2 separate regions of the Homo sapiens genome follow, and region 2 is linked to region 1. The links are chromatin contacts, found by Hi-C in ENCODE. All regions are on one chromosome and are shown on one strand. Each heading gives the region's core, a stretch centred on a gene start or an enhancer-like site at or near the end of the contact. The rest is flanking DNA. Distances are from core to core; before and after follow the strand shown. Region 1 overlaps LOC124904212 (a long non-coding RNA gene). Region 2 holds the start of LINC01773 (long intergenic non-protein coding RNA 1773).

Region 1 (6,970 bases), core at 1,589-4,088:
ACAACAAAAAAAATAAGTTTAAGCAGTTATGCTGCATCTTTCCAGGCAGCTAAGGTTAGCATGCATATAAAAACTGTGTATTCAAATTCTTTAAGTCTCATAAAGTGCAATAGTATGTACAGTATTATTTCTCGGTAAGCTTAACACAGTCAATTTTTTCTCTTCCACTAGAATAGATCATTTCTTTGGTTGCTCATCAGATAATTAGCTTGCCAGGAAAGGAGCTAAGACCATGTTACAAGATTTACATATAGATATCTAAACACCACAGAAACAACAGCAAAGCAAGTTACTCACCAAATGACAGCCAAGAGGGAACTAAGACCTTTAGATAGAAGAGTAAATGTCTACCCCTCTCATCTCATGAGCTAAATAAATAAACAAGCCAATCAGCCAACCAACCCAGAGTAAGGATTATTTTCAAAGTCAATACAAAACTCTATTTCAACACTAATAACTGTTTATTAACACTTACTGTCTTTCAAAAACATGATAGGTTTTGGGGATATAAAGATGAACATATCTTGTCATTGAAAATATTCTATATCAAAGATAAAACACATGTCTTTGACCTTAAGAAGTTTGCATTCTGAAAGATATGAAGAATAATTACTAACAAAGTGCACTGAAACCTATGTAAGCATAACAATCTATACATAAAAACATAAGTATTTATATATTTATGATGAAATAGGAGCATTACTTACATCTTGCTGATAGTATAGCTTAGAATAATAGCATAGTAACAGTTACTAAAAATATATAGTGTTTATTTTATGCCAAACAATGAAATACATGCTTTTTCTCAAATGCATTAGCCATTTAATTGTTCCAGAAAAACCTACATTTATTATTATCACCATTAAGCAGATGAGACGATTGTGAATAAAAGAGATCACTTAACCAATGTCCCCATACTACTATAAAGTAGAGGTGGATTTCTGGTTTGAGTCTAAATCTTATGCTTTTATCCATTAAGCGAAGCTTCTTACAGTGAAATAGCAAATAAACAATTCAGTCCCTCATCAGTAAGAACTTTATGAGGTGATCCCTTTGCCTTAGTTATACATTCACAACTAACATGGTGTAAACAGTAAAAAATGCTGGGTTCAAGGTCTGGCTTCGCTAATGTCTGGTTGTGTGACCTTAGCAAAGTCATTTAACCTTGCCAATGCTCTACACCTTATCTATAAATGTGTTAAATAGTAAATAGCTTATATCATTGGCAAGTCTTAGACATTAAGTGTTTTGTAAATTGAAAAGGTGAATCTAAAGGTAAAATGTTATCAACTTTGTTTGCAATGTTGCAAGAGGCTAAATGAAAATTAGAAAATAATGAGCAACAATTTTGAAAATTCCTTATATCAGTATTTTATCCTGGAATTAATATCATCTCCATGATAAAATATAAAATCAAAAGAAACCAACTAAGAAAATCAATAATTCCTGAAAGAATTTGATGAGGGAGTTAAAAAGATCTCTATTTGAAAGGCAAGTGAGTGAACACCTATACCGACCAGTTGAATGATGTTAGCTAAGTCATTTACTCTCTAGGCTTCAATTTCCTCATTTACCAAGCTATAGGTTTGGGCTAAATAATCTCTAAATGCCCTTGCAAGTCTAACAGTTTATCATAGGAGACCCTCAGGATCCTCTGGCTGGGACCACTGTCCTCTACTTTGTTCTGACCAGTTTAGAGAATTAGAAATATCTTCCACCCAGTTGATCAAGTTGCATTTCAACCAAAGAAACTCTAAAGATAGTGGGCCTTTGGTCTGCTTTTCTGAATTGAATTAACAGTTTTGTAAAATGTATCTTTCATTGACTTCAATACCAACCCCTTAATCCCTGGAAATTAAACGAGGGAGTTTGAGTTTGAATTTCCCTGGTGTTATTGGTGTATGGAAAATCTTGTTACTTAAATCTCACTTTTGTGTGTTACATTGTAATTTTTAAGAGATCATCATAGCAATCTCCTATTTCTGTTAACTCTGAAAATCCAAATGGGTTTACTTCTTAAATTGCTAATAACCTTACCCAGCCAGACAAATTATCAAGTATACGGACTACAGTTGAACACGAACTCTTTATTTGATGAAGGCAAGGAAAATACTAAGATTTCCATTTTGAGAATAAAACTGCCAGGGTGAATTACTTGAAATGCAGTTCGACATGATGAAATGCCATAAATTATACTGAACATTTCTTTATGTAGATATTCAGCTCTGTATGCTTTTATTGATAAAGCCGCAACTCCCCCCACCACACAACACTTTTTTTTATGAGGACTAACAATTACATTACCCTGAAAAGGAACTTGACTCCTTTATCTGACTACCGGACCTTTACAGACAACTTATTGTCTTATACTAATTTTGGCAGAAAAAAACATATATCTCTGCTGAGAAGCTCTGCCTTGTACCTTGTGTCCTTTTGGTCTTTGTAGCAAGAGAAGAAGTCATTTTACTCGTTAAAAGCAGGAGCCAAGGTGGAAAGTATTCTCAGATACAACGTAACAAATGTACTGCTGCATAAAGATGCTTTTTCAAACAAAAGTCTGGCAGAGCTCAGGAATCAGAACAGAAGGTAATACAGAGTTCTACCAGGCTGTACTCGAAGCTCTCGAAGTGTGCTGGATGATTCCCCACACACTTTTCCCCAACTGGGCATGCGTTTTGGCAGTGAGTCTTCCGTTTAGGTTCTGCCATTTGATTTTCAGGGAATTGCTACAGTATACAAAAGTTAAAAAAAAAATCAAGGTTTTAAAGTTCCATATGTTTGAGCAAAGTCTTCAGTAGTGACCAGCTGTATTCCAAAGAAACCTGTTTGAAAGTTTGGACAAAACCTCTGCCGAGTTGGGGAGGAAAAGGCCTCGTTCCCTTTGCATTAGTCACTCCATAAAAGATTAATCCTAATGAGCTACTTTCTACAGGCAGGCACACCCAGGCTTTGTATTACATACCTACGATTTCTCAGTATTTAGGCCAAAATGTGTACACTCAGATGCTGATAGATATCGTCTTTCCAGAAACCATTAACCACGGTATTAACTGTAATAACTTAGTGAGTTTAAGGAATGAGGCCAAGCAGGGGGGGAGTCGCCGGGGAAAGAGTTCTTCAAAGCAGTGCAAAAAAACACACTGACGGAACTTAACATTTCTAAAAACAGAGCAAGAAGAAAACCCAGCCCACTATTTTTTCATTTCATCTGTTCTACCCTGCCATCCGTTCCTCTGCTAGATCAGTTTTCAGCAGGTAGTGCTGCTGGCTTAATTGATTTCATCAGTTAATGGCAGCCACTCTGATGGAGGTTAATGCTTTTTATCAGCAGTTCACTACTTTTGCACTATGACACAACTCCACTGTAGCCCGGTCCCAGGGAGCTGGCGGAGATGCCTGTTGCTCTGAATACGTTTCTAGGAGTTAAGGGTTTATACCTAACCAACTTTATTCTAATGCAGTTCTAAAATTAAATTTCCTTTATATTCCATGACTGTTTTGCCTTATGAAAAAGGGCTTTTTAATTTTATTTTTCTCACCTGTTGCTTGAAACTTTAGTGACTATTGAGACCAAGAAGACAAAGAGGCAAAGCAACTGGAAGAGATATACAAATGGAGATAAGGAGGGCATGCGAAGCAGGGTGAAGTCTGAATCCAGTCAGTGGTAGCAGTCAGTTTGAATTTAAACTCAACCATTGACTGAGCTGTATATACGGCCATATGCACAGCACAGTGCTAGGTGATGTCCCTTTAGCAAGCAGATCAATGACCCTCACCTTTAAAGACTTAAATTTTAGTGAGAAACAGATCAATAAATATTTGCTAACATTATTTTTGTAATTTTTTTGGTGACAAACTCTGACACAAAGTAAAGCACTTTATAGGCTGTATCACTTATAATCCTCACTACATCATATTATTAAGTAAGTATTATTCCCACTTTGTAAATAAGGAATGTTAGGCTCAGAAGACATAACTGCCCAAGCCAATAGATGGGCATTCGGGGGATCAAACCTAGATTTTTCTAAACTTAGGAATCATGTTCTTTAGGATTATGACATGGCGATTCACCAAGGATACAGTAAAAAATACTATGAGCCTATTGGAATAAAGCCTAAAACAGAGGTAAGAAGAAGTTCTTTGGGATAACAAAATAAGGAAAAATTAATTTTAGCTAGTTTAATTAGGAAGTTGTAGATCCTTGGCTGTTTCAATGCCTTCAAGATGTTACTAAGAGTTTTGAATGTCAGTTTAAGGTATATGAGTGTTATTTTCAGGAAGTGAGGTGCAGTCCCATCTTTCTAATTCAAGATGTAACATGCAAGCAGAAAGGAGGCTTTGAGATGAGGGCCTGCATTTCACGATAGTCTGTGCTGCCCAGTGCAGTAGCTGCTAGCCCACTTGTAGCTACCAAGCACTTAAAATGTGGCTAGGGAGACTGAGAAACTAACTTTTTAATTTAACTTAAATTACTTTAAATTTAAATTTTAAAATTGACCCTCAATTCAGCTTTTGGAAACTGTTTTTGTACATTTGAAATAACTTAGGTATGTGCATCTAATTTTTCAACTGTAAATTTTATAAAATCTAAACACAGATCAAGCACTTTTAATGAACGCTTAACTGAGATATTCTGTAAGTGTAAATAAAGTACATTCTAAATTTTGAAGACTTAGAAAATATGAATGCAAAATATCTTAATAACATTTCATATTATTTTGGATGTGTTGGAGTAAATACACTGTATTATTAGTTTCACCTAGCTCTGTTAATTTATTTTTAAATGTAGCTACTAGAAAATTTTAAATGACGCATATGGCTCATATCATATCTCTAGTGGACAAAGCTGGCTTAGTCTAAGGGCAAAGACTTTACTACTAGGCAGAAATTGGAGAAATCAGTAAAATCTGGACAAAAGCCTCAGGCTCTGTGAACTTAATATCAAGGGCATTTTGCTTTGGAGGAAGCAATAGAGCAATAGATGTGTACCTGTACCTGAGGTGAACAGCCTGTATAATCAAAGAACAGGACCAACAGAATGAGGCACTAGGCCCACATGAAGCTAAGGTAGTCATACAATTCTAGGACTTGAAACAAGCAGCAGATGTCACTTGTATGCACACAGCCTTCCTTTCTCCATGAGAAGATAAACACCAAACAATCAGCAACTGGTATGTACTTTTCAGTCACATATTTGTCTACATCTGTTCTGAGCCTATTTCAATAGTCTCTCAAATTTCAATTTGCCTTCACTTTGGAAGGAATGCAATATACCTTTACCTGGTTTCTTAGGTACCCTCCTTTGTTGGTGTCAGAAAGATTAAACCATGCAAGCCCTGGATCATGAAGGGAAACTTCACTTTCACCTCTAACTACCTAACCATCATAAACCCAAGACAGTCTCCATTCTCTGCTCTCCCAACCATTTTCAGACCTGCTTGGGAATCTGTTCTCCCCAGGAATCTTCAATCCATGATTAATAAAAATGTTCATACTCTCTTGGTATGTGTGTATGGTACCATCAGTCATGATATCTGAACAAAGTTTCACGTGGGGAGCCCATTCATTGCTGTGGGGTGATTACAACAACATATAATTCTAGTTGACAGCTATGTGGCTTCAACTTACTGAAGGTACTATTCCACTCTCTTGACTTTTATTGTTGCTACGATAATTCTGCTGTCTGCAGTCAGTATAATATTATTCTTTCAAATGATTTTTCCTTCTTTCTGGCGCTTTAAAGAAACTTGTTTTTTATGTTGGTGTTCTGAAGTTTCATTATGATATGTCTAGGTGTGGATTCAATTGTACTTATCATGTTGAGGCTACTTTTACTATTTGAATCTGATGATTCATGTTCATATCAGTTTTGGAACAATTTCTCAATTACCATTTTAATTGTGTATTCTCCATTTTCTCTGTTCTCTTCTTCTGGATTCCTTTGAAATAGTTCTCTTACATGTTATCCTTTTCTTTATCATTCTGTGCTACATTATAGGGGTAATTTTTAGAGATCCATCTTCCTGTTTCCTAATTCTTCCTTTAGCTAGATTTCATATGTACTTTAAAAAGATTGTTGGCCAGGCTCACACCTGTAATCCCAGCACTTTGGGAGGCTGAGGCGGGCGGATCACGAGGTTGGGAGATCCAGACCATCCTGGCTAACACAGTGAAACCCCATCTCTACTAAAATTACAAAAAATTAGTCAGGCCTTGTGTCATGCACCTGTAGTCCCAGCTATTCGGGAGGCTGTGGCAGGAGAATGGCGTAAACCTGGGAGGCAGAGCTTGCAGTGAGCCGAGATTGAACCACTGGACTCCAACCTGGGTGACAGAGAGAGACTCCATCTCAAAAAAAAAAAAAAAAGATTGTTAGTTTTATATTTTCAATGATTATTTAAAATTTTTATTTTCTCTATTTCAATAGCTGACTAGTCTTTTTATACTACCTTTAAAAATCATTCTCTCATTGCCTTTAAAGGTATTTAATACTTTAAAACATAATTATTTTATAGTATCTAGACTTCTTATGTGAGGGTAGGATGCGCATAATCCCATTTCCTGTGTGTGATGACTCTTGTTTACAGAGAATTCTTTTCTTTTTTTTCTGAGACAGAGTTTTGCTCTTGTTGCCCAGGCTGGAGTGCAATGGTGCGATCTTGGCTTACCGCAACCTCCGCCCCCTGGGTTCAAGTGATTCTCCTGCCTCAGTCTCCCGAGTAGCTGGGATTACAGGCATGCACCACCACGCCCGGCTAATTTTGTATTTTTAGTAGAGACGGGGTTTTTCCATGTAGGTCAGGCTGGTCTCGAACTCCTGACCTCAGGTGATCTGCCAGCCTCGGCCTCTCAAAGTGTTGGGATTACAGGCGTGAGCCACCGCGCCCTGCACAGAGAATTGTTTTCTAGTGTGTTCTGTAAATTCTGAATTATTAGCTCATTTTGAATAGAGATTTATCTGTGAGAATCA
Region 2 (6,970 bases), core at 1,863-4,362, 100 kb after region 1:
TTACACAATAGTGTAGGGAGGGTAGCACTTAACACTGACCACCTGGATGGCCATTCAGAGTCCTTCATCCACAGTGCACTCCTTAGGACTCTAGTCCATGCACCACATTTTTGTGCCACTGCTGAGAGATAGGTCAATTGTGAAAAGATAGTGCTTTTGTTACTTAGATGGCAGACACAAACTGCATGAATTAAAGCCCTTTAGTTTGAGTTTAGTTTTCATGGTAACTTTGAAAAAGGCAAGATATGTAATACAGACAAAATAATAGAGGTATAAGAAATAGGAGCAAAATGCCTGTGCACCATGCAAGAAGGGCACGGACAGAAGACTGGTTCACCCAGACTCCACTTAGGAAGCCTCAACCATATAGAAGGTCCCGCGCAAGCATGTGCAAACATGGTCATAACCAAAATCTTATGCTTAAGGAGCTTTATAAGCAAGTGCTGACTTACACTAGACATTCACTTTACAAAGGGCACTCACAAATATTGGCTCATGTAATCCTCTCTGTAGCACTGTGAAGTAAAGAGGGCAATAGATTCTTCTGGTTTAAGTAATGTTTCCCAAGGCAATGAGAGTAAAATGTAGTGGAGCCATGTTTGTCTTCAGATTCCAGCTTCTGGGCCCTTTGTACTTATAGTCAGTGACTGAGACATTTACGCCTAAGAAAGGGAACAAATATGTAATTACTGAGCAGACCATAACCAGGGCTGTAATACCCTAGGGATATTGTCTCATTTTTTTTTCACTTTTTCTTTTTTCCCCGTTCATCCATAAATATATTAATATTACTTACATGCCCAAACTGTTGGACAATTAGAAATTCATATTACTTACCCCCATTATATCATCATTGTAGTATTATTAGGAAGGGAAGATTTCTTAAAATGTATCCACGTGCTTACACTTTGCTTTAAGTATTGAAATAATTGGATATGCATTGAACTTCTTAAATTTAGTTATTTATAATAAAAATATAGGACTATAATTGTGAATCTTCAGAAACATGTTGCTGCTGAAAGCAATGGAAATCCAAGGAAAACACACACACAGGAACACACAATCCCATAATGTCTTACTGACATCCTGCAACATTCTTCCATCAGCTATGCACTAAAGATGCAAACTACCAAATAGCAGAGGATAAATCATAGTTCCCTGCCTGTTTTCCATTTGGTATGCCTGTATTCACAACCTTGATAGCAATAAGTAAAGCTTCTGTTTCTTTTTCAAAAATTTTATAGAATGCTCTCATGTCCTTTTCTTCCCCTATTCCTCCTCCCACAATTCAGCTCACTCAGAAAATGCTATAAAGTTTCAAAGAAGAGGTTTGCTCAAAGCAACTACAAATAAAGTGCATGCACATAAATAACTTAGCCTGACTTTTTGTTTAATGTCCAAGATGATTGGGACAGATTGTATCATGAACTACTTTCCCTTTGGCTAATTAAATAGCAGTACCCACTTACCATAAAGCATATTCTTATTAAAACAAGTATCTATAGTCACTCTGCTGGATAAATTACTCCCAAGTAAGTGCCATAAAGCCCATTACATTCCTGCTTTAGGAATGGAGCAGGTCCAAACAGACAATCAAAGGATTTCACTGGGATTATTTTAGATTAGAAAAACTAAGGGAGACATGCGGCACTGACAAGATCGTAAAGGCATAAAGGATAAATTAGTGGTTCCATACAAAACAAAGTGCTCTAGTGTATCACGGTATATCCAAAAGTAAAAACAAATTCCTACTGTATTAACCTTCGCCAGAATGGAAATCTGTTTATGCAGAAATAAAAATGTCATGAACAACTGTTATCTCCTGTGCAAATCAAAATGACTGTTTTGAATAATAATTTTAAAAAATTCTTCCAAATCAACAACTATGGAAAAATATGCCACAGGAAGGAAAATGCCTTCATTTCAAGAAATTTCTTTTTACATTTAATAGAAAAGGTTATGTTATGGTTTATCATATTAATGAGCCATTATTTCATAACCATATTTTCATTGCAATATATTACCTGCTAAGTGATGCCCTTTTTTCCAGCAGAAAAAATTTCAGAGAAGAGATTCTATGGAAGTTTTTCTTGCTGCCAGTTGTTAAATCTTTCAAAAGCTGTCAGCAGCCTCAGAAATCAAGTTCAAAATACCATAGCCAACATGAGCCATAGACATAGGCTAGTCTATTTTTAAACTGTAATACAAAACTGCCAGAGAAATACCTAAACGCAAATGATTATTTAAAACGATATCATCTTATCTAGCTTGTCAATGTAAAGGACAAAGTCAGTGAAGTGAAATTTAACCCACAACGTCTATAAATATCACTAGACATTTGGAGCTAAGTGATTTTTTTCAGGCTAATTTTTCCTTAAACTCATTATGCACTATAGCCTTCATGCTCTAATCCCTCACAGACTCTGCCCAGGCTAGCCACAGGGAATATGGGACACTAAGCATCCAAGGCAGTCAACAGGCTCAATTCCCTACTTTGCCTGAGTTCAGCAAGCCCTTTTCCTTAAGGGCAAATGGATGGCAAAGACATTGGCATCTGCACTGGAAACTTCCGCAGGAGAGGAGCCATACTTGTTTGTACAAATAGCATTCTGGGTTTGCCCTGTGTCTGCAAGCGTTGATTCACCATATTGCTTCTGAAGGAGAAGACTATCCTCGACGTTGCAATCAGAGCCACATCAGCTGGGTCCCTCTCAGGATATTCCACGCTTATGACAGTGAGCTAGTTATCTGATGGAAACAGAGGTGAGACATTTGGGTGTATTTTCCTGCTTAAGCTGCTGCTGCTGTCATATTCTTGATGGTGAAGCCCTGAAGAAACAAGGCAGGTGCTGTCATTTCTTAAGGTACTGACTGCCTTTGCTGTCAGTTCATGGGGATGCTCACCTTTGGCTGCTGCTGATAGATGTTACAGCCCATCATTCATTTCACACAAATTTTTTGAGAGTATAATATGTGACAGCAATGAATTAGGTGCTGTAGACAAAAGGGAACAAGACAGGTGAGGCTCTTACTCTCAAGGAACTTTAAGTCTAGTGAAGGAGACAAACATTGAGTAAGTATTCGAAGAAAGTAGATATTTGGGGTCTATAAAAATGTAGTTTGGGGAAAACTCCTACCACATTTTTCCCTTAAAAATATGATACATATAATATAGAAATATATGCATGTTGCAAAATACATAAATAATACAATACTGTGAAAATTTTCCTTCCTTTTCCCTGTAACTTACACCTTTCCTGTAGGTAACTACTACACTCACATTTGAAAATAATATCCAGACAAGTACCTACCTACATATATGTACACACATATAGGTTTACTTTTCTCTTCTATATAAATGGGATTATGGTATAAATATGATGTAACTGAAAATTGTATCTGAGAACATTTTCTATGTAAATATAGAGACATACCATATTTTGTCATTATTAAGTTCCCATATGTGAACACAACATAATCTACATAACCATTTCCCTTTGATGAGTGTATTTGCTTGGTGACTATAACAAACTAGCACAAATTAGATGCCTTAAAACAACAGAAATATATTCTTTCACAGTTCTGGAGGCCAGAAGTCTCAAATCAGTATTACTGGTCAGAAATCCAGGTGTCAGCAGAGCCATGCTTCCTCCAGAGGCTCTGTGGAAGAAATCATTTCTTGCCTCTTCCAGCTTTTGATGTCTGTCAGCATTCCTCAGCTTGTGGCTACATCAGTCCGGTCTTCAAGGTCAGCATCTTCAAAGATCTATCTGTCCCAGCTTCCCACTGCGTGTGTCAAATCCCCCTTTGCCTTTTTCTTATAGGGATACTTGTGATTACATTTAGGTCCCACTTAGATAATTCAAAGTCATCTCCCCATCTCAAGATCCTGAAATTATTTCTACAACGTCCTTTTTTTTCTCCATAGAAAGTAAAATGCACAGATTCCAGGAATTAGAACCTAATAACTCTGGGGGCCATTGTTTGGCCTACTATAGTGGATGTTTAAGTTGTTTCTATTTTTCAATACAAACAATGCAGCTATAATGATCATTGAACATTTATATTTGTGCACTTGTGTAAATATTTTGGTAAGTGAAATTCCTAAAAGTGAAGTTTCAGAACCAAAGAGTTCATGCAACAAAATATTATTAAATAATGCCAACATACTGTCCAGGAAAAAAAATGTTCCACATCACGGTGTACTCTCCAAAAAACTCGATGCAGAAGCTCATTTTCCTACATTTTTGTCAGCATTACATATTTTATCTTTGTTCTTGTCAACTTGAAAAGTAAAAACTGGCAACATATTGTTGATTGAATTTTCTTCTTATTAACAGGCTTAAAAATCCTTATTTGTAATAGGGTAAACAGCAGGGGAATTAACTGAAGGAAAGATTTAGAATAACTGAGCAAATTGTGCCTCATTCATACCACTTTCTCTGCTATGGAGAGCACAGAGGGCAGTGGCTTTCTGACTGCAGGAAGAAAGAGAACAGCTCACTATGTAATGTATGATCTCTTTAGGGTTTGCGAGCACAGAGTAGGTGTGTAGGGAGGTGTAAGAAGTACAGTGAAGCTTGACACTTTAGTTGACCTTTATAACAGACATGGCAAGGTGGGGGTGGGGTGGGCAGAAGGAGAGCCACATCTGCCCAGCAATTAAACAAGCACATTGAACTCTCCATCCACATGGTAAGTCCTCCTTATTTAGGGAATTGTAGTGGCTTCCTTTGTCTAACACTCCTTGCCTTCTAATCCAAGGCTCATGGCCAACCCTCACTCTTAACGATGAAGGCTACTGGGAAATGGATCTCTACAAATCTAAAAGGAAACTTACACCAGCTACCTATACTAACTAGCGGTAACTCACTTATGAGACTAATCTCACAACCAAGGAAAACTAGAAAGTTGAGGAAAACTAACACATGAAAGAGATGGATCAATGCTGACAAAAAGAAAAAGAAAAATTCATCTTAGTGACAACAGCAATAATACAAAGAAAAGATTTAAAAATTTTAAACAGTTTTCTACTTATAATCCTCAGTTTTCACCACAATGTATCTGCAAATAAATATGAATCAGATAATGCCATAAATTATAGTAGGCCCGATAGAATGGAAAAACATGTAGCTGCTGGAAAGCAAAAGGTGTACCTATCTGTACTGCCATAGAAGAAAGCCTATGATTTGATGTTAGGTGAAGAGAGTTAGTTGCAGAGTGCTGTGGTTGGTGTAATTCCAGGTTCTGAAAACTTGTAAATACATGGAAGAAAGTGTGAAAGATATACACCAAACTGTTCAGTTTAGGAGAAGGAAGGAGGGGAAGACTGGATTTGTTTTACTCCTTCTGTATATTTAAATTATACTGCAGTGGGTATGGATTATGTTTGTAGTTGAAAAATAAACTAAAGGGTTAGAGAAATAAGAGCATCTTTCATTGATAGAACTTGGTTTAGTTCTAATGCACTGGACAGCACAGAGATGTTTAACACTAGTTTTAATAATAGCTTGTAAATCAGAATGAACTTGGTACAAAAGACAGCCTCCATTCCTCCCTATTCATTTAAAGCCCTTTTAATCATACATATGGGTGTCATTGCAGGGTATATGTGAGACAAGAGACATTGGTGACACCACACCTCTACTTTTGCTTTTATTCCCCAACACCTTCATACCCACCTGATAAAGATAAATTAATGGGAGTTCAAAGAAGTGCAAACAATTGATCATCAGTCTGAAGGCACTGACTTGGAAGGATGGATTAGAAAGACTGAATATGCATCTGGTAAAGTAAAGGACAACGGGGTTGGGTAGGAGAAAAGAAGAACGTGATTAGTATCCAAAGAGAACTTGAAAATAAAAGATTCTAAAAAGGGCAAGTCTGATTCTTAACTGGGAGCTAGCAAATGATTAATAAACTTAGATGAAAACCACCCTATATATTCTCCCTGTGGTGGACCTATTTATTTTTAGATCCTGTCTGAGGATGTTGATCTAAAAGGAGATATTCTTGGGGGATTGTCTCTGGAGAGGGGAGAGGCAGAGTCTCCATGACCAGGGGCCCCAGAGTGACCAAGGGACCTCAGAGCCCCCCATGTACAGATTGTCCCCAGTGTTAGTTTATAGCATGACTGGTGCATGGGTCAGCTTCAGAACAGGGCCAGGAAGCCCATGTCTCCACTTCTAAAGCTTATTCCCAGCCTCTCCACCACTGCTCCCACAGCGCTTTCTTATGTTGCAAGCATAGCGTTCAGTTTATCATATTTTGTTTTCATCTCTCCCACTAGCCTATAGGCTCATGACCAGCAGGAAACTATTTCTTAAACATGGTCTCATCTGAAAAACACCAAGCTTGGAACTGGGGCACATAGAAAGTACCCCCCACAAATATTTGTAAATTGAAGAAGTCGAGTAAGATTGACTGCTTGTTGCTTTGAATGAGTAAGTCAAAGGAGGAAAATGTGAGGAATCTATTCCAGTACAGACAGAATATAGCCACAAAGTTCTCAGAAAAACTGAAAGACATGTCAAAGGCAATAAAAGAGGTGTTAAGTAACACCACTTTGAGATACACAGATGCATATGAAATCATAATAATCTGTTGTTTTTGTAATCTAATTTTCATTTCTTTAACAGTATACAGTAGATATCTTAGTGCAGTGATTAAAAACACAAACCCTGGGCTGGGCACAGTGGCTCACACCTGTAATCCCAGCACTTTGGGAGGCCGAGGCAGGCGGATCGCCTGAGTTCAAGACCAGCCTGGCCAACATGGTGAAACCCTGCCTCTACTAAAAATACAAAAATTAGCTGGGCATGGTGGCAGGCATCTCGAATCCCAGCTACTCGGGAGGCTGAAGCAGGAGAATTGCTTGAACTCGGGAGGCAGAGGTTGCAGTGAGCTGTGATCGTGCCATTGCACTCCAGCCTGGGCGACAAGAGTGAGACTTTGTCTCAAAAAACAAAAA

Evidence for each region. A loop is a pair of places that touch in the nucleus more often than their neighbours do. Pooled maps may share reads with other maps.
Region 2: a loop to region 1 is called in a map of Caco-2, with 2.7 times the contacts of the local background. The contact joins the promoter of LINC01773 here to the enhancer-like site in region 1. A Hi-C loop is called at or near these places in 1 of 168 maps with a recorded cell type or tissue (Caco-2) and 1 of 50 pooled maps.

Annotation. Positions count from the first base shown.
Region 1 is chr1:87,803,218-87,810,187 of GRCh38, forward strand. LOC124904212 (a long non-coding RNA gene) reads right to left here. Exons shown (of 2, transcript XR_007066209.1): 2 at 443-6,348. Among named protein-coding and RNA genes, the nearest start is that of LINC01773, 100 kb to the right of the region's middle. Within about 2 kb of position 2,839, at least 6 of the 41 ENCODE cell types and tissues checked have a DNase peak (open chromatin) inside an H3K27ac peak, as active enhancers do.
Region 2 is chr1:87,903,416-87,910,385 of GRCh38, forward strand. It overlaps LINC01773 (long intergenic non-protein coding RNA 1773), which reads right to left and starts at 3,113. Exons shown (of 3, transcript XR_001737677.2): 1 at 2,025-3,113; 2 at 484-662.